Linked DNA regions of Mus musculus: regions 1 and 3 are each linked to region 2. The links are chromatin loops, found by intact Hi-C in ENCODE. Cell type or tissue: left cerebral cortex. All regions are shown on one strand.

Region 1 (8,000 bases), 92 kb before region 2:
AGGCACTAGTGTTACATCACCCTTACCGTTATACATAGTTGGGTGCAGACATGCGTAGTGCCAGGACTCAGTAGATGCTTAACAAATTTACATGAATGGCTCAGTATTGTTAATATCCTAACTCATTCTTTTAGCTTGAGCTCAGGTAAACCAAGACTCACAGAGAACTCATTTCAGAACTAGCACCCTTACTTTTATCCAACTCATCTTTAAAAGCAACATCCACACAGAATGAAGCAGAAAGAAGGGGAATTCCAAAGTTGGTTTCAGATAATTAATGTTCTAATATTCTCAAAGTATGGTCTTGTCACCCCAATATTTGCTAGAAATGAAATATATTAAATTATCTGAAACATTAGTTAATATTCTACAACAACTTAAATTTGCCCTTCCTTCTAGTATACTAGTTGAAACATACAATCTGAGGGAAAAAATCAAAATAACCCACCAATACTAATAACAACAACAATAATAATGATAATTCTTATTTAAATGGAAAGATGGGGTGCATTTACCAGTATATTTTTAATCAAACATGTTTTCCAACACGCTGTTATTTTGACAAAGAGCGAGAGGATTGGAAGTGTGGGATGAAAAACCATCCAGGATGTTTGGTAAGGTAGAGCAGGTTGAGACCCAGAGACCCGGTGGGCATACACCTAAGGCTTAGGTGACTCCCAGATCCCTGACAGACCCCTGACTTTTACACATGCTTCTCACATAAAAGAAATGTGTCCTATGGTCGGTCACATAGGCTCAAGACAGCATTCTCCATGCTAATGAGGTACCTAGCGGCCTGGAAACGTCCCTTCCCAGACATACCTTCCTGCAAAAGGTATTTAATCTCAGACTCATCGTGAAAAGGGGGGCGGGGAGGGAGGTATGGTTTTACTTATCCATTTTCCACCATGACAATGCACTTTTTAATACCATGGACTGTCTCTTTTCATCAGGATCCCCTGTGGGGAGTCATGAAGAAGGCCTTCACTTACAGAGCTGTAGCCTAGTCTCCAGTAAAAGGCCTCCCTGCTCTCCTGCACCTACCAAGCTAAGGATATCATCTCTGCTGGAACAAGCTGGAACTCTCCTCCCCACCCATCACCTCAGGGTAGACACTGTCCCCAGCCCGTGCCACCCCCACGCTGTTCTCAGCAATTCCAGATGCCCAGCAGCTCCTGAATGTCCAAGAGCCTGAGAACCCAGGGCCCCAGCCTCTGAGCCAGCCCCAGCCTCTGAGCCAGCTCCAGCCTCCCACATCTCAGACTGTACCTCCCTATGACTAAGCACCCAACCAGGCAGCTGCTTGGGATTAGTGCAGTCAAACTCCCTGCATTCTGCCTCCCCAAGCGGCCATGCCCAGTGGAGGAGCAGATGCGGGGCCTACAACTCTACATCGAAGCCTGTTGGAGTTAGTTCTGCAGCTCTGTGAGGTTCAGCATGTTTACAGTGATGGCTACTGAGATGGCGAGACTTTAGTCAGCCACCATTAGGAAGCTTGTGTGTAATGTTAGAACTGAGGGAGCCCCTGGCATGGCTCTTCACAGACATTAAACCCTCAAACAAACAAAAAAATTCATGCACTCAATTTCATAGGTGTGCTTGTCATGGGAAACTAGGTATGGGAGCACAGAATGGTTTCATGTTGGCTTGAGCATATGTCAACGACACAAGCAAGTCAAGGCACTAAAGGCTGACAGTATCCCTGTCTGTCCATTGAGTCAGAGCTCCCTCAGACCCAGCTCCTGCAGCTGGCAAGTTTCTTCTGCCAACTGATCATCAGGTTCAGAGTGACGTTGGGTGTGGTCAGCATGGGCCCTGTGGTGGCTCTGCAGATTTGTATTACTGATCTCCCAATCTACTATCCTTGGCAGTCATCCCAGCTCTTGTCTCAAAATAGATAGCCACTCTGTGGGTGTAGAGAGTTGTTAATTCCCCAGGGATTGTCTCCATGGGGACTCATCAGTGTCTAACATTTGTGCTACCTTCCTACCACTTGATTGTTCCTCTTCGAAAGTACCCTCAAGTATTTCTGCACTCCCAACTGATCCTGAATTGAGATTTCAGTTCTTTCAGCTAGTGACTCTATCCATCCCTCCTCCTTCTCTTTTCCCCTTCTCTCCTTCCCTTCAATTCCCATCTTTCCTTTCCCTTCTCTTCTCTCCCCTTTCCACCATTCCTACCCTTCCCTCTCACCACTGCCTTCCCTCCTTTTTTCCTTCCCTTCCTTCCCTTTCCCAACCCTTTTTCCACCATCCCAACTTGTTAGCATTCCTTCTAGGCTCCGCCCCATAGTTAACTTGCAACAACCAGGTACGATTGCCCCCTGCTTGATCTCTTACTCTCTTACTCTCTGCCCCTTCTCTCCATGACTGCTTTTTCCCTTTCTGCCCTTCCCTCTCCTCCCCTCTCCTTGCATTCCTGCCTCTCTTCTCTTCTCTTCTCTTCTCTTCTCTTCTCTTCTCTTCTCTTCTCTTCTCTTCTCTTCTCTTCCCTTCACTTCTCTCTCTCTCTCTCTCTCTCTCTCTCTCTCTCTCTCTCTCTCTCTCTCTTTCTCCTCCCTTCCCAACCCCCCTTCCCACAATGTAAATAAACTTTATTCTATACTAAACCATTGTCCTGTGGCTGGTACCTCAGGGGGGAAGGGATGCCTCAGCATGGGCCTACTGAGGGAACCCTCCCACCTCACCATAACTGGCTCTATCAGACATACCTTTGCTTCTCTCTTTTTGTATAAAACATAACACAACTTTTCCCTTCCCTTGTCTCCCCTCCCCTCACTTTCCTTCTTTTCCTTCCCTTCCCTTCTCTGCTCTACCCTATCCTTCCTTCCTGTTCCTTCCCTTATCCTACCCTTTCAAGCATTCCAACCTGTCCCTTCCTTGCCTGCCCTACCCTTCTCACCCTCCTCTTTTCTACTCTTCCTTTTCCTTCATTCCTTTCTTCATTTCCCCCACCTCTGCCCTTATAATTTGACAGTGGAATTTAAGAAACACAAAATAAATGAAACAAGATAAGTTATAAGCATTTCTTACCTTCATTTATTTTCATCTTTTTGTTTGGATTAGTTTGTTTACCCTGTGGGGCCCACGGCTATCCTGTGGTTACAGCTTGCTCAGAGAGTGAACTCTCCATTCCTAAACTCCCAGTTGGCACTCCAGGCAGCTGCCTTCTCCTAGCACAAGCATGTGACCATGGCCCCATGTCAAATCTGGCTTGCTAGAAGCAGCAGCAACCCCCACCCAAGCACCTCAGGAAGGGGAGCCGCCGGCATCCTGGGGCCATCTGGAGGCTGCTTTGCCTATTTTGCGCCAGAGAAGCTGTGGAAAGAGTTAATCAGTCACCAGGCAGTTCAAACATAAGGCCTTTCTCCCACTTGCTGCAGGTCACACACCCACTCTCAGAGGCAGCTGAGCAGGCCCAACATCAAAGCCAGAAGCTCAAAGCAAGTATCCAAGAGCACAAATGGAAGTGACTGAACTAGAGAAGACTTTACAGAGTGTCACTTTTTCCTAGAGCCCACAAAACAAGGCAGAGGCGACAAGGGGAACATAATAAGAAGGCCGTAGGCTGGGGCTTCCCACTAAGATTTCCAGTCTTGCCTTTCAAGCTCTCCCCAGAAGAGCCTCCATGCAGCTGTGCACACACAGGTGACCACAGCTGCCTTTCCATGAAGTGATGCCAGGAGAAGCCTTGCCCATGACCGCCCTCTGGCTTCTGTAGAAATATATAACCATCTTTATCACTGCCCATCCTGGAACACTGCTTTGAGTAGGCCACAGATGGCAGCTGTGTGACCGTGCAGTCGGTAGTGAGACTGCACTGGCTCTCAGTCACCTTCAGTGCCCTGGCTGCCTTTCCCTTAGTTAGACTGTTTCTCATTAGCTTTCAGGATAACAGAAATGCAATCTTTCACTTATGCATCCTGCCTGGGTGACTGCCTATTAAGGCACACATGCTTGGAAGAGAGGGTTTCTATGTCTGTAACCACATAGGGTTGCTTCTAACCTTCTCAAGCCTCAGCACTGATGACAATGAGCATTCCTTGGTGACTTGGAGTCACTGAAGGAATTAAGTGACAGAATTCCAAGAAAGGTTCAGTACAGTGCCTTGCAGATGGCATAGCTCCATAGATAGCTTTTGCTGTTGCTGTGAGTATTCTTTCTATCCTAGGTAGCATGGGTAGTGGGAAACAGGCAGACAAGTTCTTGGCTCCCCCAGAGTTTTTCAGCCTTATCAGAGGAATAAGATGCTGAACAAGTTGGTAGATCAACAAACAGTGATTCCTGCAGTGATGAAATGAAAAGAGATTAGTGTTCCAGAGAAAGGCCCGGCATTGCACAATTTAGCTTGGGAGTTCTGGGATCCTTCTTTAAGGATATGAAGACTGGGCCAAGGAGATATTCAATTGATAAAGAATTGGGCATTCGTGTGTGATGGTGTTGGTTCAATCCTTAGAACCACCCTTAAAATGACCACAAAAACTGGATAGGTAGGGTGGGTTCTCTGGCCAGCTAGCCAAACTGGCAAGTTACAGGAAAAAGTAAGAGATATGGTATTGAAAACTAAGGTGTGTGGCACCAGAGGATTATCACCCAATAGTTAGCTTCCACATGCATACCCATGTGTGCCTGTGTGTGCATTCTCTCTCTCTCTCTCTCTCTCTCTCTCTCTCTCTCTCTCTCTCTCTCTCTCTCCTCTTTCATATACAGACACACGAAAATATGTGTGTGTGTGTGTGTCTGTGTGTGTGTGTGTGTGTGTCTGTGTGTGTGTGTTGTATTCTTCCAACTCTACCTAGGACTGAGGAGCACTTTTGCATTTCACTCCTCTCACCAAGTCCTTGAACTTGCCAGGCTCCCATGAGACAGGGTGTGATGATATCATCTCCCTTAGCCTTTTGAATGCTCCTTGTGTCATTTATAGCAACTCAGACGTTTTCCCGGAAGGATGTAGAAGCTATGAGGCAGGCAGCTTGGACATCTCTGAAGGAAAGTTCTTCCACTTATCAAGCAAGGCCAAGCTGAGAAAACACATCTGTTTTCCAGACCCTGGGCTGACCTGGGCATTGTCCTTGTAAGATGACTCAATGACTAATACCTCATTCTCTTTGGCTGAGAACTGGGAATCTGTTTATGAACTGTGTTGAATCTTCTGTGAGATTCAGTGTGCTGTGTAACATTTGGAATCTTTTTCTGTGATTGGCTTCTAAATTCTGTAATTTCATGGCTATATGACTTAGGAACATGTTGACCCTTTTTAAACAGAATCTCTGGGGTTCTATCTATAAAAGAGATAATGCTTTTTATGCTATAATAATATTGTTAGTATGAGCTAGGAGGAGTACCTGGCTGGAAGTAGGGACACTCAGTAGATAGTAAGAGCTGCTGTAGCACCAGTAATACAGCTGTCTGGTTTAGATGCTACCAAATCACTCCCCACCAACCAAATCAAGACTGCTACCAACTTTTATAATAAAGTTTTATTGAAACACATCTATGCCCATTTGCTCCAAAATGTCTGTTCTCACACCGTGATAAAAGTAGGGTAACTGACAAACATCATATGGTTCAAAGGCCTTGACATTGGAATTTGGCTTTTCACAGGATGGTTGGCAGCCTTGGATCTGAATACTCCTGTTCTCTCGGGGCTTTGCAATACCTGAGCTTTTGTTCTACATCATAAAATCCCTTTACATTCCCCACTGTGCCTAGAAAATAGCAGGTAATTTCTGAACCCAAATTTTATTACACTAAGTGAAATTGAATTGAACTGAATATACATATTTAAAATAAATTAGATTGGTGGTTTTTTTGCTTAGCCTTTAGCTTTCTCCCAAAGAGCACTTTTCAGTTTTAAAAAAACAAAAACAAAAAAACAAAACAAAACTCATTTTGGCTCCTACATCTACATGGCTGAAAGATATGACTTGGAAGCTACCCACATCACCTTGCCCATAACAGAATCTGATGTGTGGAGGTTGAGTAGACACTGCCACTGTGCCATAACTCTTCTATCCCCAAGAATGCCCAACTTTGGAAAGAGATGACTGAGAATCTCTTGCTATACTCACAATAGAAGAACAAATAGTGTCTCATGACTGTAGGAGCCATGAGATCTAAGCCAAGCACTCTGGGTTCAGAATGCCCTGCATGCCCTGTCTCTTTCCCAGAATCCTCCTGACTTTACTTCCTGTGCCTGATTTCTCACCCCAGCCAGACCCAATCTCCTTGCTATTTTTCTCAACTCTATTGTGCCCCTGTTGTTGCAGATCCCCTGACAGGAACACTCTACCCTAAAACAACCACAGTATCCCTTTAGCTACATCCTATTCTTACCACCATATTGAATATGCATGCTGGCACCCGCCCTTGGACATTGTTGCTCCATTTCTATGCCATGTTCTATCACATCCATAACCTCCTGCCACACACACACACACACACACACACACACACACACACACACTGTTTGTTACTGAGTTCTTTATTCATTGATTTCCCTCTATTATGTGTAATTCTTTAGGAATACGACTGTTCTATGTCTGTTCATTGATTTATTACAATCAAGCCAAAAATGTATGCATTTATGTATATATCAAACACACAGAAAACTTATTCTCTACCTAACATTGTTTTCTCCTTGTACAAAATAAGGAATTGCTTAATGTGAGATGTTCAGCAAATGTTTCTCCAGAAAAGGGTAAAATCAAGACACTATAACAAGGATTTTTTTTTTCAGTCAGACTGAGTGTACCAGCCTTCTCCTTATCCATTTCTGCTATGGGACTTACATCTAGACTCTTCATCTTTTAAAGCACTCTCTCTTTTCTCCCATGAGAAAATTAAAATGAAAGTGTCCATTTATGCAGTTTGGAGAGAATTAAATGAAATATTTTGCAGAAGGTCTTGGTAGAGTTACCTACACATAGAGGAAGGTGGAGGGTCCCAGGGTGATGATGGCATTGCTGTCCAGGATAACTTCTTTTTATGTTCCTCTCTTTTTTTTCTTTTCAGAGTTATAGAGGACTATTAGAGTGCTTCACTGAGTATCATTTCAAGATATATTAAAAACAAAGTTTCATGGACAAATTAAGATATAATGTATTATAATTATATATTACTTTTCCCCCTCCAATTAAATACACATTAAAATCTTATACAAAGCATACTTACTAGGCTTTGAAAAACACATAGTATTTCTTATATGTTTGTTGTGATTTAAGCTTTGGTTCCAGGAGCAGAAAACACATTCAATCAATAGAGTTGTGGTGACCACTATCCTATAGCTCACTCTCCAGTAGTAGCCAAGGTTAGATGAACCATACCAGTAATACTGTAGGACACAGACACACAGGTCCATACAGGTGTTCCCTCCCAGTGAGAAGGTCACAGACCCCTGTCTTTGCATTTCTCTGAACTTCTACTTGTCTTAATATTTCAATTAATGTTTATGTTATCTCGTGCAGTTGTTTTTATTATTATACACTTTTTGCAAGAGGAAGATGAAATCTAAAGCATTTAGATCACCTGGAATCACAGAGTTAGTAAGATACAAAGGCAAAATTAGACCCACATTGGCAGGTCTTGATCCCACACTCACATTTAAAAACGGCTGACACCAGCTCCATCAGCAGACAGCTCATGGGTATTTTCCCAGTTGTTGTCTGTATTGGTCCATAAAATAGTGCAGCAATGTTTATTCCAAGTTAGACATCTTTGTGTTCCCACCCTTGTTTCATGAAACTGGTGATCTTGGGCGTTTTCCCTCTTGTGGCACTCTTGGTAGGGGTGTGTTTCTTCTACCTGCTCCTCATTTGCCTTTCTGTCAAGGTCAGTCACTTTTTTCCTCTTTACTCACTGCTGTTCCAGTGCCAAACATGTGAGAAAGGAGTCAGGGTTTGATATGAGTTAGCATGTGGGGAAAGTTGTTTCCGTGTCATTGCTCCATCAAACGGCCCAGATATTTTTATTTCATCAACTAAAACATCAAGGCAACTTTTC
Region 2 (8,000 bases):
AGCTTCCTTGGTGAGTTCCTTAGCAGTGAGAGAACCTGTCTCAAAAACAAAACATTCTGACCAAGGTGGGCAACTCTAAAGGACAACACCCTGGCGTATATGCATACCTTACACACGTGTGTGTGTGTGTGTGTGTGTGTGTGTGTGTGTGTGTGTGTGTGTGTGTTTAGAAGAAATCCAACAGTGAGGGATGAGGACCTGAGGAATCACATAACCGAGCAAGGGACAGAACTGGGGTTAGAAACTACCTCAGGATGCCTTTGAGACACACTCCCTGTGGATACCACAGCTACAAATGTGACAGGGTAAGATGCCTAAGCGTGACTCTGTCTATCCCCAAGTCCCCAAATCCTCCTATAATCCAAGTATGTGGAGTGTTATGTGTGTGGTACTATGGAACTGAGGAGTCCTGATTGTTTGGACAAACTTTTGCCTTGCTGATCAGCCATTTCCACTCCTTGCCAACTAGAAGTAGAGCTTTCTGATCTACAACATTACTTATGTTTGCTCTTTTTTCTTAAATTTCATCATCCAGGTGTTGTCAACCTTGTTGTTTGGTGCTAAATACTAAGGTGGAAATGGTCCCCTTCCCCCCTTTTTGTCTTGCTCTGAGAAATATCTCTTCCTTCTACCTCCCCTTCACTCCTTACTTACTTCCAACAGGTAACATTTTTGCAATAACTCTGAACTACAATTTAATCTCTTCTCAAAACACCAAAGAGGACCCTGTGAGTTTGTAAGAAAGGAACACACACAATTGGGAGTGAACAGTGTTGGGGCAAAGGGTAGGAGCTGGACCAAACTATATGCATGTATGAGATTCTAAAGCTGAAAAAAAATAAACAAACAAATAAAAAAAAACCCTAAGGAACAATTTCCACAATTTCATTTAAGTCTTGGATTAGCCTCACAGAAAGTGAATCCTTTCACTCTATGCTGCAGGGGACAGGAAATGCCCCTTCTTGCTTATGCCAACTTGATCTGAGATTTGTGGTTTATAAACAACATGGTCCCAAACTTTCCCAGTGCACAATTTCAACTGAGAGGTTGAAATTATTCCTTATTTCAGCCCCTCCCATCTCCCAATGTCCTTTATAGCAGTTCCAGGCAGTTGGCACAAGAGTGAACATCTTTCATAAGAGGCAATCTTGTTTGTTGGATTTGGCAGGCTCTGAAACACTTCAGATCTATCCACAATGAGCCCCATCAAGACCAGATCACCAGCACTACTCTTCTTCTTCCTGTCGTCGGTAACCAGATCCCTTGCACCTGTCTGTACCCTTGAACCCTGCTATTGTCTAGGGGATTAAGGGCTGCCCATGGAGTGTGTGCAGCATTGATAGCCATAAGTCATTATGAGTGCCATGTTCAAATACTGGAAAGAATAGAATAGTTGACATAAGTGTATCTCTATTAGGAAAAACAAAGACCAGTGGATAAAAAGCAGGTGAAGTTTTCTAACAAACACAGCAATTATGCTTCGAAAAAGTCCTTCCAGGTGATGAGGTCAGCAAAAATCACAGTAAGGCTCAAACACCAGAGATTGCTTGAGAGAAGGAAGCCAGTGGACTCACACAGAGAAGCAGCTTTAGATCGTCACTGTTAATAACATCTTGAAAACTGTAACACTATCTTCATGTAATTCATCCATGTGAATATCAACAGGACAAAAATCTTCAGGATACTTCAAACTCATATGCCCAATTCCTGCTAGATAGCCTTGAGCACACATCTCACAAGAACCTGTGACAGCACTATGCATGCTCAGGTGTCTCTCAGTGGTGAGGAACACCAGTGTACTCACCTGTTATTCATCACCAACCATGAAAGCGACAGCTCTTCGGCACTTCGCTTTTCCTCCCTCCACCTTATGCATCCCCTAACCATTCTTCACACACATTCTTGAAGCATCTCTAATACAGAATGCCATCATTGCCTACAGGCAAGAGTCCTCAGTGTCTTCCCCGAACATCCTTTCCTGTGCTTGAAAATTCAGCCTACACACATAAGGCAACGTAGTTTTTGTACATTGCAAATCATATGATTTCCTGTTGGCTGCTAAGCTTTCATTTGCTTTCCATCCAAGTCCTTCACTCTCTTTGTAGATTCATGTGATGTGCACCCTAGCTGATTCTCCTCCTGCCTCTGTTCATACCTTCACCAAGCAAACCTTCTCCCTGCACAGTTCTGATTCTGCTTCAGGCAGGTCACTTCTACCTCATGACTTGGACTCAATCTTTTCTCTTACTGAAAACGAGCTCCTAAGTTTTTCACTTAGCTGGTACCTATCTCTAGGGCTCTGATCACATGTCACCCCACCACAGAGGAGTACCCTGTCTGTACTCTTAAAACAAACCCAGCGTCCTCACCTGCTATGCACACATATAACCATTAGCAGTCCCTACAGAACTTCATTTATTGTTTTTCATGGACCATGTTACATTACACCTTTCTTTTCATGATCTATTTATCTGACCCCTGAAAGAAACCTAAGATCCGTGAGATCAGGCAGTCATTTTATACAACACTTTATCTTCCAGGCCCCACAAAGCCTCTACAAAGCAATAAACATGTGTTTAAATAGTCAACAAATAAGCAAGTACAAACTTCAGCTCCCACACCCTCTGAGACCCCATTTTCACCCTCTTTTCTGAATGTCTTTGGGAAAATACATCATTGACCCAACATCTCTCAGAGGATAGCTATGTTCACCTTTGCTTTCTAGGGAACCCATTGGCGTGCACATGCTGAGCCTTGTTGTAGCAACTTCTACAGCAGACTGCTCTCCAGAAAGACTTTATGAACTCACAGAACAATGCTATGAGAAAGGTCAGGCAATATCTCGTCTTGATTTGAATGCTAAGATCTTAAAAGATGTGCCATGGCCAAGACTTAAGACGTGAGGTTAGAAATGAACCCTAGTATTCTGAAAAATTTTATACCATCCGTCTGTATTTCTCCTTCATCTCTAACATGATAAGCATGTTTCTCTGAGTTACACAAAAAAATGATCAGAAAAAGGATAGTCTCCATTTTCTAAAATTATTGGTGTGTTTTCTTGGCTCTTCATGGAAAAAAAAAGACAAAAGAGAGAGAAAGATGTGGACTCTTTAAAATGTGTTCACTTAAAATCTCTCCTTTACTGTGTAACCCAGAGAAACCACAGCGAACTATAAAAGCACTGTTTACAAGGTGCTAATAGGATTATTAAAAGAAAGTGGCTATTTCAGTAATCTACACGCAGGGATATGAAGTTACAGGACCATGTGGATGTCCTCATTAGTGGTCATAATTTGATGTGCCAGATTAGTGGAAGGTTCCTGCTAAACAGCCCTTCCTCCTGCATTTCCATTTTCAGTGGGCCTGACAGTGATCTCCTGACACCTCAAGTAAGAAGCCGGTGCACCAGAGGCAGGCTCAAAGACAACAGCCAGAACTGGTGTTTGAGTTCAGCATCCCCATCACTGGTCTTTCCTCCCTATTAAGTCTGGAGTGTCCCAACTTGAGGATGCAGACACCAGAACAAAAGAATTCTTTGAGTTCTTAGTTGCCCAACCCCAAAGCCAAGCCTTTGGCCACACAGCTCATTCAGACTTTGGCCCCACCCAATCCTGTTCCACACAGGGAAATGCTAGGAGAACAATATTTTAAGGTTTCCCTTCATCATGACTCATGCGTTCCATAATTTCTCTTTGTCCTTTCTCCAGTATTTTCAGTTAAGCCGGGCGTTCAGATGAGAATGGATGACTGTGCAATTTTTACACTGCACAGTTCCAAGCATCATCCATGAGTCCTATGGTGGGTCTTTGTAGCTCTGGGTGTGGTGTTCTATTATCCTTTAAACTCTGGAGCCTCACGATTTCATTTGAACATAGAGGATGAAACCAGCTTTACGTAGTTCTTGCAGTTGTTTGGAGTACAGTGGAGTAACCTGGGTAAACATGCCTTATAAACTAGGTGATTTAGAGTGTATATGCAAGGAGATGTGTTGAGTGAGATTTATCGGCTGCTTTTCTATAAGCAGCGCTTCCTTGGAATGTATGTCTTGTCATCTTGCTCCCAGAGAATAGAGATCCTGAGACTCCCCTCTTCCCACATCAGGGAAAGTACTTATCCAGTCTTAGGACCAATCTAAAGAACAGACATTTGTATATTCCAGCTAAAATGTATGCTAGATAAGATTAAATAGTATAGGACCCTCCAGTGATTGATGCTCAGGTGATTAAAAGGCATGTGTGGAGCTCTTGAGAGATCCTGGAGCAGGCAGGTCCACATCCCCACAAAATGATCCCAATATGCTAATCAAGGAAACGTCTCTGTCCATGAGATTTAAAAGAAAAGAAAAAAAAACAGTAAAAATAAATGTTTTCAGAATGCATTTGATGAAGCGGATATACTAATCAGAAGAAAAGTGAAATAGCCAAGCAAATCAGACATTCCATCTTAGCCCAGGCAAAACCTGCCCAGAAGCAATGATAGAGCTCTGCCAGAAAACCTGATGTTATCACTAGGGAAATAAAAATTTCTTGAGCCCATGTTTTGACTCTCCCCATGGAAGAAAGAGCAGTGTGTTGTACCCAGGAAATGATTCAATGCCAGGCTTTGGCCATCTGTGTGAGTTTTAAAAACAAAAGCGCTCTAAAATTACACGAACACAGTCACGATTTGAGATGCCTTGACTTGGTATTTTCAATTAGGGAAAGAGTAGACAATTTCAGCTGCTCAGAGCTCTCCGCTCAATAAAGGCAATTCACAGTTACATTATTTTTTTAATTGATCTTCATTCATTAGTGCCAAATGGGAGAAATAATTGGTCTCTAATTACCCTGGCATCTGAGTAAGTAGTAGTGTAATTTTCCATTTGGCTCCAAAGGATTCTCAATAATTAAGTCATGTCTCTCTTGCTATTTAATATAGGAAGTGAAGTGCATTGAAAAAGAAGTGAATGAGTGAAAAAAAATACAAAAACTTAATCACGGCTCTTATCGATATGCCACCTCTTGCCTGTCTACAGCTTCATTTTGGTTTTAATCAGTAAAAATCAGCACAAGGCCAAGTTCAAGGAAGTTCAGAGAAGATAGCAAACCATATACAATTTAAGAGGGTTCCTCAATTGCTGATTTGAGATGGAAATCTAATGCTCCTAATATCTAATACTAAGATGGACAGAAAACTAGATATCATCCCATGGCGTGCCTCGCTGTTTTTGTTTTGATTAACATCGATTTGATTGTAATCCAATCCCTTCAGAAACCTGGATGAAGATGTAACACAAACAATTATGATAGTTATTAACTTATATTTATATAACCCTGTATGGTTCTCAAATAACTTTAATGTGTATTATCTCATAGGAGCCAGAAAGGAAGCATAGCTTCATGCTTTGGATGCCAGCCTTGGGGTCAGGAGGCCTGTTGTCTACATTAGACTGTACTGTCTCCTAGTTAAGTGCAGCCTGAGCAAAATAGTTCATCTCTAATCCTCTAGTAAATGGAAGTGGTGCTGGGACCTCCTTCACATGGCTTCTGTCACTATCATGGTAGTGACCATAAAAAAATAAAAAGTTTACCACATATTATAGTAACTAGCTGAGTCTTTCAGAAACTTACAAACCTGAAATCAAATAATTAATATGGTGTAGAACAAGCGTTGGCAAGTTTTTGACCCAGGGACTGAATTGGTCTTCTGCCTACTTTTGCATAGCTTATAAGCTAAGAATGGTTTTACAGTCTTTTAATGGTTGGGAACAAAACACAGAAGAATAAGAGTAATTAGTGGCATGTGAAAACTATAAAAATTTAAATTTCTATGTCTATGACTAAAGGGGTACTAGAGCACATCTGTCCCCACCAGATATGTGCTGTCTGTGGCTTTTCAAGTCCATGTATCAATAATAGGACCAATGGCAGAGTCTTCTTGTCCTTAGAAACTGAAAATATCTACTCCCTGGCCCTTTACAGGCAATCTTACTGACTCCTGACACATATTAAAGTCAGATGCAAGAACAGAATCACCTAAGTGCAGATGCAAGTGGGAAAAAGAAACTGGGGTAATAATACTGTGGAGCCAAGCAGACCTGGCTAGGATTCTAATTCCACCCATACACAATCTATATAGCCTTGGACAAGTTCCCTAAGCCTATTAGTGTCCAGCCCCCTCACCTGTAAATTACATAATCGTTATTATCCTAATAATAACAGTCTTACCTCACAAGACGGTTTCAAGGATTATACTAGATAACATATGTAAAAGACACTGCATACTCAGTAACTCTTTGGCAACCCTTCATTGTGATGGTCCTATCAGGCTAAGGATAGGTACACAGTTCATGGTCAAGTATTGCATGAGACAAGGAAACGGAAGTGGAGTTCAGGAATTTGGGTCTGAGATCTAGGGAACCAAGTTACAGTTGAGAAGAGACAGAACTTGGGATTAGGAAGTGAAGGCAAGGTCCAGGAGAACCAATGGACCTGAAGACAATAAGCTGAACTAGATTCAGGACAGAGAGGCAGAATTCTCCCGAACGTTCTCACAATGTTGCCTCCACCTCTCCCTGAAGCTATTTCCCTACTTAGGTGTGACATGTGTGAGTGGTTTCGGCTGTTTCTATTATCCATGTTTGTCTCCAAGGGTGTAGTCCAGACTGGAGAGAGGATTGGCTAAATAGATGTGTTCTACCTGGGACCTATTAGGGTAAAGGTGCCAATGAGACTTTTAATGATGCTTTAAGTGACAGACAAATGGAAGTAAAAGACTGAGACAGAACTATAGCACTGCAGAATATAGAATCCACTGCAGAAGTGGAACTGGAAGGTTCGATGTAGCAGAAGCATTTGAGAAGGAGCTTGCAGAAGCCAAGAAGAGAACTGGCAGAGACCATTGCTGGCCACATAAAATATATTTCCAGCATCTTGTGGTCTACTGGTATAAAGCCTAGAAAGCCATGCTCAGCTAGCCTGAGTTCCAAGTTTAGGAGAATTCTAAACTCCTCAACAAAAACTAATATCCATGTAAAATGAGTTAAAACTGGGAGACAACAGAAGTCCTTCCTAATCTCTAAGCCAAGTGAGAGATCAGGTCAGAGAATTAGTAATTCAATGAGTAATCAGCATCTGTTTCCAGGATCTGCCAAGCCTAACATGATATCAATCACAAAGGTGAATTTCAGAGTCTAGTCACTGAATTTGAATGAGTAGGCACAAAAGTAAATAACATTTTGTCAGCCCAGGAAGGAAATGCTTTTTAATGTAAAAGAGTAAAGATCCAAAAGATCAACTTCTAGGAATCAGTAGTAAGTAATGAGTAAATAAAATCCCCTCCCCTCCCCCACTTTACTGTGTGTGTTTACTTCTCTTTATGTCTATAGTGTGCATAGGTGTGTGTGTTGAATTTTTAGCAATAGAATGAGTACTTGACAATATCTCTCATAAAAGAATAAAGTTAATGCAGAGGTTATGTATGTTTTACCATTAGAATACTGTAAATATTTTCATCTTCACTGGTCTATCCCAACTCTTCACATTGCTACAGTACAACAAAAGTAGATGCAGGCCATACTCAGTAAATGGATGTAGTTATGTTCCAATAAAGCTATATTAATAAAAATAGGAAGTGACATATAGCTAGACTGTGTAAAGACCCCTAAACTAGATGCATCTGAGAACCTTGATAAGAAAAATAAACAAGGAATAAAACTGGATGAATATCCCCTATCAACTTAACGCCAGCTTAGGAAGGAACACCCCGAGTCCCAACAGAAAACAGTGCAAAGAAGGTCTTACTCCTTCATTCTCTACTTCAAAACACATCAGAACCTCAGGTTTCCTTACTAAATTTCCATACCTAACAGTCATTTAAGAAAAGGGTAGACAAGTAAAAAAAAAAATTCAGGTCAAGTTAGATGATCTCTTTCTAGACCTAGCACTAAAGTAGAGTTGAACCAAATTTGAGGGAACTATTTGGACTCTGAGGCTAAAAGCCTAAACTGAAGTCCTGCTACT
Region 3 (8,000 bases), 74 kb before region 2:
AATCTGATCAGTTTTGAGGACTCTGAAGCTGGTTTGAGTTGCTTGGTTTTCTCCTTGCTGGAAGGATGCAATGTTTCAACCCCTGAGGGGACTGCCACTCAACAAAGTTCTCAGTGATCCTCTGGTAATGTAGGTATCTCCTTAAATACAGCCCAGAGGAGAGCTCTGGCACTAGCTGTCAAAAGGAGTTGCAAACGTAGTTGGAATAATATTCATTATGATTTCACAGATTTTTTTTCATCTCAACACGATATCCATAATCCACAATTTAAATATATATGAGTGATATAATTTTTGGAAAGCATGATATGAACTCAATGTGGTATAATGCTTTTTAATTGTAATTTTAGTTGTAGTAAGGACTGGAAATACTTTAAGCCTTTGAACTGTCAGCTCCTTCCAACCTCCTGGCTACATATACATATATATATATATATATATGATTTGTTTAGTCCTCTGTTCTTGATTATTTTTTTCCTTCCCTGTAGCCTCTGTACACACTGTTCTTTCTCCTTCCTGCCTGCCGTACCATATTATTTCCTAGTCATTCTCATCCCAGCTCAACTAGCCATTCCTAGACATCCTAATTTGCTTCCTGATTCTCTAGAAAACAAAACAAACACACACTCGTTGACCAAAAGAGACTTGTGGAGGAGAGGGTTCATTTGCTTACATTTCCGTATCACAATCCATCATTGGTGGAAGTCAGAGCAGGAATTCACGCAGGAGCCTGAAGTCAGGACTAAAGCAACGATCATAGAAGAATACTGCTTACTAGCTTGCTTTACATGGCTTGTCCAACTATATTTCTTATTCAACCCAGGAACACCTGCCCAGAAATGACACTATCCACACTGGGTTGGCTCCTCCCTCATCAATGAGCAACACAAACTTGCCCACAAATCCATCTGATAGGGACAAATTTTTTCAATTGATGTTTCCTCTTCAAGATGGCCATAGCTTGGGCCAAGTTGACAAAAACTAACCAACTCTGTGAAGCATTATACAGTTTTTCTAAATTAACCAGGTTCCCTACTCTAGGTCCCCTTGTAGCCCTGCATCTTCTTGATTATGGTTTGTCCAAGGATCTATGTGTAGAAAGCTGTTGTGATGTGGAAGTTGACAGACCATCTAATAGGTGAGATTATTTGAATATTAAAAATACTGACTTCAGACAGGAGCCTAGCGTTACTGTCCTCTGAGACGCTCCACCCAGCAGCTGACTGAAACAGATGCAGAGACCCACAGCCAAACATTGGATGGAGCTCAGGGACTCTTATGGAATTTCTGGGGGAAGGGTCAAGGACTCCAGTGGAAATAGGAACTCCACAGAAGACAAACTGAGTGTCAACTAACCTAGACCATTGAGGGCTTTCAGAGACTGCACCACCAACCAAAGAGCATACATGGGCTGGACCTAGGTTTCCCACACATATGTAGCAGATGTGCAGCCCAATCCTCATGTGGGTCCCAAACAAAGGGAGCAGGGGCTATCCCTAAAGCTATTGCCTGTCTGTGGAATACATTCCCCTAACTGGGCTGCCTTGTCTGGTCTTATCCTACAAAGACTTGTGTCAGGGTTTGGGGTTACCCAGGGGGGGGGGCCTTCATCCTCTGGGAGGAGAAAGGGAGGGTCATAAGGGAAGGAATTGTGTGTGTGGGGGGGAACAGGAGGGGCCAGCAATTGGGATGCAAAGTGATTTTTTTTTTTAGAAAATAAAAGAATATTGACTTCAGACAAAACTCACACATTTCTTGTAGGATCCTGAGTTTTCATGAGAGCAAGAGGGTATAAAACCAAAGCTGATAGCTAAATCATGCTCTGGCTTCCAGTCTTGAAACTTTCCCCCCCTCTCCAGTGTTGAACCTGTACTACTTCCAGAAGTGATGTCTTTATAAATCTTCAGACCTATGGGCTAATCCCATTAATATATAAAGCTACCTATACTCAGATACTGTGTTATAGTAACAAAAATGCACTGATACACTTGGAATGGTATTCGTTTCACTAATCACCTTAAAGTTCTCTGTGTGTGATGATGCATGTCTATATCTTGTCCATGAAGGGGGATAGGTCTGCATCCCTTAGACTCTCACTAGGTCACAGTGCCAAGGAAACATACAGCACATGCTAGGAACTAAATGTGTGTGCCCTGTGAAGTATAGACTATGAACCCTTAGTCCAGATGTGATAGAATATAGAAGTAGGACTTTGGGGAGATGATTAATTTTAGCTGGAATAAGGAGGACTGAGAGTCTATTGTGAGATTTGTGATTTCTTTCTTTTGAAAGACAAGAGTACCCCAGGAGCCAGAAAACAAATTACTTGGTACCTGGAGATTCCATAACTTTAGAATTGAGAGTTACAAATACTTATTGATTGATGTATTTAGTCGATGTTTTGTCACCCAAGACAGATACAATTTTTAGATGGATAAACAGACAAATGGATGGAATGGAGGGAGAAAAACTTATCTCAAGGAAGTAAAGAGGTGTGTTTAATATTTAGCTCTTGGGATATTTATCACACCAGTGACTATGATAACAGTGGTTAAAAATCAGGGTTTCTTATTTGCATATTCTACCGCCTTCTACCCATGATGTCTTATAGCAAGAGACACAGCTCAGACATATTGTCTAACAAATGAAAACAATTATAAGGGATCCAATGCATGGATACCATTCTCTTTTGAGAAAAGTATAAGAGAATGACACACAAATGTACACAATAATCTGGAACAAGATGGAGAAGACATCAACGCATTAACAATAGCTATCTTGGGGTGGGAGAAATCTGGAAGGCTGCTTGCTTCCTTTCACTCCCTCATGCTCCCTCATTTGTCCATAATTAGCACGCACCACTTGTGTATACCATATGTCAGCTTCCTCCCACAGGGGCTCTGTTTTCCCCAGGATACCCTGTCAGGGCAGACACTCACTTGTCTGCATTCTCCAAAGAGTCAACAGTAATCAGGAGTGTTGGGGAACAGGGCAAGTTCTGTGGACGTTTACTGTGAAACAGGATGCTTGCATGTCAGACCTCACAGCGTTTATCTGGCAAATCCCTGCAAGATATTCTTTCGTACTGAGATTCTTGTGAGTAACCAGCAGATCTCTCTCTCTCCTTCTCTCTCTCTCTCTCTCTCTCTCTCTCTCTCTCTCTCTCTCTCTCTCTCTCTCTCTCTCTCTCACACACACACACACACACACACACACACACACACACATCTCTCATCTCTCTATCTGCCATGCCTGGACTCCAGCTGCTAATTCAAATAAGCATGGACTCACTTTTTTCCCCTGCAGGAAATCTTGACTCAGCCCAACACTTTCTCCTACTCTGCAGCTGGCTGCATGTTAGTCCTCCACAAAGGCCTTCTTTCCTTACTTAAAAAGAAAAATCCAAAGCCAGATGCTGACACGATTTCAACCATGCTGGTGCACATAAACAATAAAACTTGAGCCTTAATTACCTAAAGATGAAAAAGTTCATGCGCCGTTTATCATTTTCCCTCGTGATACTGTATCAGACTCCAGTGAAGACCACTGCTGCCCTTTAACGCAGAAACATTTTGATTCAGAACAGAAGTGCCAACCACAGACTGATGTAACATGTGACTGATCTTGGGGCACATTACCCACTACACATTGGTATAGTTATCACATTTCCCATCATGCTCTAGACATTGGTTTTCAAATTCTTGGTGTTGTTAGAAGTCTGAAAAGAAAAAAAAAAACAAAACAAATTCTTGGCAGGCATTTAGGACATCTTAAAGGATCTGTCACAAGTATCAAGACCCCGTTTTTTGCCTTTTTTTAAATATGTCTGTACTGTATGTATATATGAGTGCACATGTGTGTATGGGTGCATATGCATGTATACCCACATATTTGGAGGTTTGAGGTTGATGTCAAATGACTTTTCTTCCTCATGAGACAGTGTCTCTCTCTGAATCCAGAGCTATTGCTTTGGCTGGTCCTAGATCATTTTTCATACTATCTATTGAGGCAGGGTCTGTTCCTGAATCCAGAGATCACTGCTGTATTGGGTAGCCAGCTTGCTCCAGGATTCCTTATCTTGGCCTCCTGCATGCAGAGATTATGAGCAGTTTGCCAAGCCCACTTGGCTTCTGCATGGGTTCTGAAAATTCAAACAACAGTCCATACATTTACATAGCAAGCACACTACCCACTGAACCACCTTCCCAGACCCAAGATTACATTTTTAGAGGCATCCTTAAGGACTTCCCCTGACCTACTGTAAAATCACAGATCCTAACAATTAAGCAGAAATAGAAACAAGGGGGGAGATAGTATCTTCTAAGGCAAAGCCCAACAGTTCACACTTGAGTTGACCTGAATTTTTATCTACAGCTGCTGTAACTGAGACTATGCTGGTCATTTTTTAATGAAAGCTAGCATGTGCTAAACTTCATAAGGACAACCTCTCGTTATCTCATCACAATCTGCTCAGGCTTGTCCTAAAACCTAAGTATGGATTATGGTATCCAATAAACCCATGAATTTTCCCTACAACTCACACAACCTACATTTGTACCTACTCCATCAGCAAGCTGAGCAACTGAAATAACCTGTTCAAATTCCCCCTACAGTTGTGGAGGCTCCCCTTTAAACCATAGCTCACATCAAACCCATGCTCCTAAAATCTTGGAACTTACCCAGCTCTCCCTATAAATGTAAATCTTCTGTGCCTTCATGCTAACATAGAACTGGAAAGAATTACATGACATCCTTAGAACAGATGCATTAATATTCCATATTTGTAAGAAAAAAAAACTCTTCTGTTATTTTGGCACAGACATTTTTAAAAATCACTCCTATTAGCAGTAAAACATCTGTGCTCCCAAAGGGTTGGGCTGTATGCCATCATATGTTTCAGCCCTTAGCATTGCAACTACCAGAACAGAAGAAGGATAAAAGGGCTATTATTATGCTACATATTAATATTACATATATTATTATTATATCATCCTTAGCCCATATGTTCTAAATTTAAAGACATCTTATAGATAGAAATTGGCAAAATGACAGTTTTCCTAAAATAATATCAGAAAACATATACTAATATTCTATTCCATTTTATTGTACAAACTTTTAATATGTCTTCAAATTTTCTATCCTATTAAATCTCCTATTAAAAACATAAAGTAAGAGAATATGGTTTGGTCTTCCAGATAACTTCTATGCACATACGAATTCCTATCTCTCTGTATATGGACATTTTATGTCAGAGTCCTGTAACCTTCATGTGTCTACTTCATGCTAGAGCTGCTTATAATCTAGAAAGCCAAAAGTTAGTAGAATGAAGTTGACCTGCATTTTGGTTTAGTTTTCAAGTAAAAATATCAAGAGTCAAATTTAGAGAGTATTCTGTTTGCTATCCTAGATCACAAGTTTCAAGTGTGAAATGCTAGGATATGTACAAATTAATGATTTTTTTTTTAAAAAAAGTTCTTTTTAAGTCCTAGCCCCAGACTCTGTGGTTCATGCTCTCATGGTATCAAAGCCAAATGTCCAAGTGTGACTTCCTTGTATTCTGTCAGAAGGAAGCTCTGCCACTCATCCAACATCAGTACCAGGTTCAGCATCACTAGCACTGTGATCATGGGTATTTTTCATAACTTGAGCTTCTGTGCTTATAAAATAGGACTCTTTGTAAACATGGATTAAATGGAACAACAATCTGTGAAAGTAAAAAGCCCAGTGTTGTACACAACACACAGTAGGTATTCAATCTATAACAATTCTCAAGGCAGATGTCAGCCTTCCTCTTGCCCAATGGTTCTCAACCTTCCATTGCTGAGGTCCTTTAATACAGTTAGTTCCTCATGCCTTGGTGACTCCCAACTGTAAAATTGTTTTTATTGATACTTCATAACTGTAACTTTGTTACTGTTATGAATTGTAAATATCTGTGCTTTCTGATGGTCCTTTGGAGTCATGACCCACAGATTAAGAATCACTTCTCTAGTCTCTTATCCAGAAATGCCCAAAGAGAAACCCAGCTACAGCCTCACAATAAGCTACCTCCTTAATAACGCAGGGTTCCATGATGTGTCTTCTGACTCCTTGACATCTTAACTCTCCATTTAACTCTTTAAAATGAAATCTATGTTAGGAAGATCTACAGCACGCTACAGGTGCCTAAGATAATATCTTAGCTCCCATTAAACTGACTTGGTGCTATCTACTTCCCAGGTGGCAAAGATTCCACAAAAGCAAAGCCCAGGAGGGAGATATTGGAAAGAGATGGGCAGAGATGTAGAGAGTGATAACACCAATTGCAGATTTATGCCCGGGATCTGCATCTTACAGGTCAGAGGACTGGAAACTTACTTTCTCCCTCACTGCATCTCTCACTGACCTGCTTCGCTTCCTTTCAAGCTGCATTTCTTAGACTGGACTTATGTCTGCTTTCTTCAAAACACATGGACCTTAGTAGTAACAATGCCAAATAAAAATTGTATCGCCCTTGAGAGTAAAACTTCTGAACCATTTCTGCATATCCACATCAACCTAATGAAAATGTATGGATTCTGATTCAGTAGGACCTGGAGAAATTCTGAATTTATTTATTTATTTTTCCCTTCCCTTCTATTCCCTTCCTCTCTTCCTTCCTTCCTTCCTTCCTTCCTCCTTCCTTCCTTCCTTCCTTCCCTTTCCTTTCCTTTCTTCCTTCTTTCTTTCTGTTTGTTTGTTTTTCAAAACAGAGTTTCTCTGGTAACAGCCCTGGCTATCCTGGAACTTAGTTTGTAGTCCAGGCTGGCCTTGAACTCAGAGATCTACCTGCCTCTCCATCACAAGTGCTAAGATTAAAGGCATGTGCCATCATTACCTGGCTAAATTTTGCATTTCTAAGAAAAGTTCAATGTGCTAGGAAGGCAGTCTAAGGATCATGGGATTATTAGAACTTACAGTTATTTCCCCAACAGTGAATGAATGAGTAGAGGAACAAGTGTTTATTTCTGTTTTACAGGTAAAGAGACTAAGTTCATAAGTGGACATTCACAATATTACTGTGTTCCCTCACTTTAACTTCCAGTAATACCATCAGTATTACCACTTGACTTGATTAAGCTCAGGTAAATCTGTTTCACTGGACAAAGTAAATGTGGTAACTGACTTACCTTTCTGGTGGTCATAAATATGATCATGTTTCTTACCACGTCATATGCAGTCTTCCCTGTATACAAACTCGGGTATATCATACACATGGATCTATTTGGTTTTACCCCATAAATATTTAGTGACTTGTTATTTGAGGAAGTCATGATCCGACCATAAGACAAGAACCAGTTCCTGCTCTCAGAGTACGCACACATAGCAAAAAGGCCAATATCTACACCAGGACTGCAACAAAATCCATGCTTTGCTCAGTGCAAGGTATGGTTTGACAACAAGAGTAAAAATCTTATGGAAGCTCAGAGGGGCAATTAGATCCACATTAAGAGGATCAGGAGGGATCCTTGGTACAGGAAGTATCTGTGGCTTGACATGCAAAGAAAACACTCCATTTCAACATGGAGGATTAAAACATGTAGGAGGAAGAAAATAGGAAGGGACAAATCCCAGAGGTGAATAAGCCACTAGGAAGAGACGTGCTGTCTTCCCTGTCCTCTCTTGGATATCCAAGTACTTGGTTTGCATGCCTATAAGACAATGCGAAGAAACCTCGTGCCTTTTGTCTGAGGTCCTGGAAGCAGAAGGTAGTCTGTCACTGATTCTCAGAATAGAGTAGCCATACCCTCAAATTTTCTTCTTCTCCAGTCTGATCCATGCAAGAAAAATATCTCCTTTCAAGAAGGGACTTAGAGACTCAGATAACCAATCTCTCCTTAGTGAGTCATGTTCTCCTTGGCAATCCAACAGCCCATGAATGTTTCCTTTCTAGCCTCTTTCTTTTCCATTTGTCTCTCATGGAAACATTGCCTCATACTTCCCTTTGCCAAGCCCTGCAGCTCACCTGAAGGCCTCCTTTA

The links. A loop is a pair of places that touch in the nucleus more often than their neighbours do. Peaks named below come from ENCODE experiments on the same cell type or tissue, not always from the same donor. Only the 100,000 strongest peaks of a DNase experiment are listed, where the experiment ranks them.
Region 1: it touches region 2 in a loop (2.3-fold over the local background); 3 of 42 quality-filtered maps call a loop at or near these places.
Region 3: a loop joins it to region 2, with 2.3 times the contacts of the local background. A loop is called at or near these places in 2 of 42 quality-filtered maps.

The regions. Positions count from the first base shown.
Region 1 is chr6:101,514,785-101,522,784 of GRCm38, reverse strand. It overlaps Gm34335 (a long non-coding RNA gene), which reads right to left and starts at 3,271. Exons shown (of 2, transcript XR_869335.2): 1 at 3,033-3,271. In left cerebral cortex, no CTCF peak of the experiment used is centred here; DNase peaks (open chromatin) are centred at 1,276, 1,880, 3,438 and 3,758; H3K27ac peaks cover 668 bases.
Region 2 is chr6:101,423,109-101,431,108 of GRCm38, reverse strand. No RefSeq gene overlaps it. Among named protein-coding and RNA genes, the nearest start is that of Pdzrn3, 49 kb to the right of the region's middle. In left cerebral cortex, no CTCF peak of the experiment used is centred here; DNase peaks (open chromatin) are centred at 3,691 and 4,605; H3K27ac peaks cover 2,116 bases.
Region 3 is chr6:101,497,253-101,505,252 of GRCm38, reverse strand. No RefSeq gene overlaps it. Among named protein-coding and RNA genes, the nearest start is that of Gm34335, 18 kb to the left of the region's middle. In left cerebral cortex, no CTCF peak of the experiment used is centred here; DNase peaks (open chromatin) are centred at 2,880 and 3,346; H3K27ac peaks cover 1,763 bases.